2 separate regions of the Homo sapiens genome follow, and region 2 is linked to region 1. A link is a contact called in ENCODE Hi-C or POLR2A ChIA-PET data. All regions are on one chromosome and are shown on one strand. The core of a region is the stretch at or near the end of the contact, and the rest is flanking DNA. Distances in the headings are between cores, read along the strand shown.

The links. Hi-C counts contacts between places; a loop is a spot of excess contacts on that map. ChIA-PET counts read pairs that join two places held with the same protein, here RNA polymerase II (POLR2A). Pooled maps may share reads with other maps.
Region 2: a map of naive thymus-derived CD4-positive, alpha-beta T cell shows a loop between it and region 1 (5-fold over the local background). The contact joins the promoter of MDC1 here to the enhancer-like site in region 1. A Hi-C loop is called at or near these places in 1 of 168 maps with a recorded cell type or tissue (naive thymus-derived CD4-positive, alpha-beta T cell) and 7 of 50 pooled maps. POLR2A ChIA-PET finds 5 or more read pairs at or near these places in 2 of 52 experiments (PC-9 and naive thymus-derived CD4-positive, alpha-beta T cell).

Annotation. Positions count from the first base shown.
Region 1 is chr6:31,202,694-31,205,393 of GRCh38, forward strand. It overlaps HCG27 (HLA complex group 27), which reads left to right. Exons shown (of 2, transcript NR_026791.1): 2 at 1-1,275. Among named protein-coding and RNA genes, the nearest start is that of HCG27, 6.3 kb to the left of the region's middle. RefSeq lists enhancers at 1-343, 502-1,222, 1,223-1,942, 1,943-2,662, 2,663-2,700. Within about 2 kb of position 1,383, at least 33 of the 41 ENCODE cell types and tissues checked have a DNase peak (open chromatin) inside an H3K27ac peak, as active enhancers do; they include PC-9, where a contact is called at or near this core.
Region 2 is chr6:30,716,025-30,718,724 of GRCh38, forward strand. MDC1 (mediator of DNA damage checkpoint 1) reads right to left here and starts at 1,257. Exons shown (of 15, transcript NM_014641.3): 1 at 1,221-1,257. RefSeq lists enhancers at 1-653, 1,402-2,149.

The DNA.
Region 1 (2,700 bases), core at 133-2,632:
GCATCTGCCCCAGAACCCAAGGGCCCCTCCTTCCTCCCTCCTCAATGGAAATGCTGGAGATGTCCTCAGTCACCCTCTGAGCACTCACACATCACCCCTTATTTGGAAATTTTTCTCACTCTAACCTTCCTTCCTGCCGCACCTTCTGCCCCATCCCCAGGCTCTGGCCTCTCTCTCTCCTCTTCTACCCTTTAGCAGGTAATGACTCAGTTCCCACTGAGGAGCCAGCTGTAGGTGAGAGTTTGGGCTCTCGGTGAGGTTGGGAGAAGGAAAAGGCTTATGGGCCAGGGGGTGGGAGGGAGAATGGGCACAGCCAGAGCAGAGTGGAAGGGTTGGGGGAGGCGATAAAGACAGATGTTTCCGTATTACCATTTTTCTTTCATGGTCCGAGGGAGCTGCCCTTCCCCCAAGCCCAGGAAAGTGAAAAGAGAAGCAGGAACAGTAAAATACTCCACAGGAAAGAAAAATCTTAGTGATCCCTCCTGCTGTCTCTTTCCTTTTGCCTATTCTGGCAAATTTTGTAAGTGAAATTTGTTACCAAGATGTGAAAATCTTATAAGAAAGTCTCTAAATATTTGAGAATAAAATTATCAATGTCTCAGCTCTGCAGGCTGAAAAAACGGAGGCTTTACAAAATAAAATCATGCTTGGAAAACTTCTCCTCTGAGGGATGTCAAAGGCTGCACTGAATAAGCTCTAAGGTGGTGCTGAAATGAGTCATTTATTTGCCTGTGTAAGCTCAGGCAGGTGTTGGAATTGAGGAAGTATAGGTAATGAAAAAAGTAAACATGTCCTCGGGACATAGCGACTGGTGATGACCACACAATCAACACAATAAACTCTAGCATTCACATTGTAGTCCAGCTCATTCAAGCAAAGCTATCTCCAATAGGGAGTTTACCCTGTACAGAACACGTGCATTTCCACCTGTTCTCAGACTGACCCTTTGCTCATCACAATAGTGAAAAAAAACACAGCCCTGGGTGGAGATTTAAGATGCTAATGAGTCATGAGATGTATGAACAAGCATGTACAGCTACTGCACACGTGCACCCAGAAGACCGCCCAGAACATGCTTGCTAGTAACACCTCTTCCCACCCACCTCCTGTGAATAATCATGTAAGACTCCCATAAAGGGAGTTTCTCCAGCAGTGATCAATGCTGTCTCATCCTTAGGAGCAGCCCACCCTGAATCCTCTCAGGGTGTACAGTTTATTTTGCACTTAACTTTCAAAATAATATTTTTCCTTTGTAATAAATTGCTTTGTACTTCATCTCCTTTGCTGCGTGTTTCTTGTTTAAATTCTTTTAAATGAAGAAGTCAAGAACCAAGGTATTACAACAGCCGTCAACATTTCCGGTGCCATGACTCAGAGGTTTGTCTGCTTCGTTGGTTTCAGTTTCCCTTCACTACTGGTGAGTACTATGGCAGCCAGAGACCCCTGATTGACTATCACTGCTTTCCCCAGATCTATTAAGGTTTTGGGGGAGGACCTTTTAACTCACTCACATTCTTTGAGCAACTAATTGTGATTGCTTTCCATTTGGCTGCTGCTTTTACAGTGTTTACAATTACCTTATTTGGATGGAACGCCCTGATTATTCAGCCTTGGGACTTTTGCTGCTTCTGTTTCACTTTTTGTTTTGCTGTTCCTCCCAGGACTGCACCTGATCTGTACTTACTGGCTATTGTAACTTTTTTTTTTTTTTTTTTTTTGAGACAAGAGTCTCACTCTGTCACCCAGACTGGAGTGCAGTGGCTCTATCTCGGCTCACTGCAACCTCCACCTCCTGGGCTCAAGCGATTCTCCTGCCTCAGCCTCCCAAGTAGCTGGGATTACAGGCGTGCACCATCACGCCCGGCTAATTTTTGTATTTTCAATAGAGTCGGGGTCTCACCATACTGGCTCAGCTGGTCTCGAACTCCTGACCTTATGATCAGCCCACCTTGGCCTCCCAAAGTGCTGGGATTACAGACATGAGCCACCGCGCCCAGCACTTGTTTGTTAATCAAGTAATCTCTTCAAAGATTTTTGTTCACCTTGAGGGACACATTAGATCTACTTTTGCCAACAGTCCCCATTCCTCCAGGCTCTGTGTGTTCTGAGACTCCTCTGAGTCTCAGAGGAGTGTGTTCTGAACGTCTCCTCTGAGAACAGGAGACGTTCCAAGAGGCCATCCATGTTGAGTGCAGGATGTGTGGCCACATGGATGTGTAGTCATGGGGACTATAACCAGGCATTCCAAGCATGATGACTGGACATTAAAAATGGCAGATCAGTGAAATAAGGAAGGGCTTGTTGGTGAGACATCCAGGCTCCCCGGCTGGCAGCAGAGATCACTTCAGTTCAGCTTGGAGACGTCCAGCACCAGTGAGACCTAGAATGGTGCATGGCAAATGCCCATGACCTCCTAGGGCCTCAGTTTCATGGGGATTCAAGGGAACACCCTGGACTCCATCGTCCGGCTTAGCTCACAGGGATGCCGATGACCTCCTGGATTTTGGTACATGTTTCTGTGGTTGCAGGATTCTCTTGTTACCTAGAAAGCCACCTCCTCTACTGTCACTGAAACACCTCTAGGGTATATACTAAACATTGGAATATTTTGAAACTGTATAAATTAAAAGATAATAGGTGGGTGCGATGGCTTACACCTGTAATCTCAGCACTTTGCGAGGCCGAGGTGGGCAGATCACC
Region 2 (2,700 bases), core at 7-2,506, 490 kb before region 1:
TCTGAACTTCACATCTTGTAACGCCTACCCCTCGCCCGCAAAAGCCTATGGTTCAGCCAGACATTTTCCCCAGTCTTCGAACACACTGTTCTTGTCTTCCCACATCTTCATGCCTTAGCCCAATTCCTTGGCTTTTTCCCACCTAGTTTTCTGGTCCAACTTCTACCATCCTTTAAGATTCAGTTCAAATGTCACTTTCTTTCTTTTTTTTTTTTTTGAGATGGAATCTCGCTCTGTCGTCCAGGCTGGACTGCAGTGGTGCTATCTTGGCTCACTGCAACCTCTGCCTCCAGGCTTCAAGCGATTCTCCTGCCTCAGCCTCCCGAGCAGCTGGGATTACAGGCGCCCGGCATCACGCCTGGCTAATTTTTGTATTTTTAGTAGAGACGGGGTTTCACCACGGTCTCGAGCTCCTGACCTCAGGTGATCCGCCCACCTTGGCCACCCAAAGTGTTGGGATTACAGCAGTGAGCAACCGCGCCCGGCCTCAAATGTCACTTTCTCAGCAAACCCTTTCCTGGCGTGTTCCCTGCCTTCTCGTGTTCCTGGTGTATCCTGCCTGTTCCACAGTGGTCAATGGATTTGTGCTTACTCTAAGATCTCTCGCTATATTGTAACCATTACTTTCCATTTCTGCCTTCACACTCACCCACCTCCAGGACTGGATTAGGGGAACCGTGTCTTTCCCCTAGGGTCCATCATATTCATTCAATGGTTATGGTATACCTGTTTGAAGTATTTGGTATACATCTGTGAACCAAACATGAAATCGACCCTGCCCTCGGGAAGGCTCATCACCGAGCCTACTGATGAAGGAACAAATGAGATGGAAAGAAAATAGCATAAATGGAATTCACCTGAAAATATGCCACTCTAGAGGGAAACTGTTGACAGGTAGGGAAAGTAGGATGCCCCATGGATAAAGTGTCAACTCCGTCTTTATGACAGGCCAACTCAGCGGGTGCCCACCACGCTTGGCTCCAATTCAAAGAGCCACCATCTTTGGTCCCCACCTCAGTGGGTTCCCTTGTGGCCCGACGTCTCCCTGTGTCTTCATACCTAAACTCGGAGCGGGGCGCCAGGTAAGGATGAGTATTACAGTCCGAGAAGCGAACTTCCAAGTCACCTCCGCCCAGTCGCACCCAAGGTACGCCCCTCCCGCCTTCTGGGGGAACCAAGATGGCTCCCGGGGAGCCGTGGGCCAGGCCCCTAGAACTCACCTACTTTAAGTCCCCGCGCGCGCCACCAGTAACGGTCGCGACCCAGGTGGAGCGACTGCGTGTGCCGAAAAAGAGCTTATTTGCTGATTGGCTTCTGCCGCTGTCTTTCACAACCGCAGCCAGTCGAGCGGAGGCACACCCAAAGCCCCGCCCCCTTAGAGTTCAAATAGGTGGTGTCTCCCAGGCTGCTGAGATCAGTTAATGAGACGGTAATTGAAGGCCGCCGTGCGCCAACAGAATAATGCACGTCGATTGGGCAGCTCCAAGGGACAACCCACTACCGCTTGCCCGCCCACCACCCACTTCCCGCGCAGTTCCAAACCGCGACCAGAGAGTCTGGCGCCAGCTGCCGGCAACGGATAGAGGGGCTGTGTCATAGACGTCCGACGTGTCTGGTAAGGCCAGAGCGCCTTTCCTCGGTCCTCCTAGACATGGTGTCCGCTGACTCATGAGAAATGAAAGTGGGTTGCGCGTTGCAGTCGTGGCTGGAGGCTGCAGTTTGGAGAACAGCCCGTAGGCGTGGCAGTTCACTCCTGTTGCATTGGAATTTCATTTCCTTTTGATTTGGTTTGTAGTAGAAGTAATATCTTTCTTCCTGGGAATACGTCTCTGACGGACATTTTGAGGTCATTTTCTTAAATCCAAGATCCTAAAGATCTGTAGTCGAACAGAGAAAACTGGTTTGCTCTCTGTCTTAAAGGCTGTCCCCACCTTTCGAGGGGCGAGGGAAGGATCATAAAATCATTTATTTTTATTTTTTAATTAACTAATTTATCTATTTTTTGAGATGGAGTTTTGCTCTTGTTGCCCAGGCTGGAGTGCAATGGCGCGATCTCGACTCACCGCAACCTCTGCCTCCCAGGTTCAAGCGATTCTCCTGCCTCAACCTCCCAAGTAGCTGGGATTACAGGCATGCGCCACCACGCCCAGCTTATTTTTGTATTTTTAGTAGAGACGTGGTTTCTCCATGTTGGTCAGGCTGGTCTCGAACTTCTGACCTCAGGTGATCCGCCCGCCTCGGCCTCTCAAAGTGGTGGGATTACAGGCGTAAACCACCGCATGCGGCCATCTATATTTTATTTTTTGAGACGGACTTTCGCTCTTGTTGCCTAGGCTGGAGTGCAATGGCGCGATCTCGACTCACCGCAACCTCCGCCTTCTGGGTTCAAGCAATTCTCCTGTCTCAGCCTCCCGAGTAGCTGGGATTACAGGCATGCGCTACCACGCCCGGCTAATTTTGTATTTTTAGTAGAGACGGGGTTTCTCCATGTTGGTCAGTCTGGTCTCAAACTCCGGACCTCAGGTGATTCTCCCGCCTGGGCCTCCCAATGTGCTGGGATTACAGGCGTAAGCCACTGCGCCCGGCCTATTTTATCTCACAATAAGACATGAAGAAAATGGTAACTATAACACTTGCATAATTCATAAAGTCCTTTCTGTTGGTTATCTCAATTCTGTGCACAACAGTCAAATAAGCAGA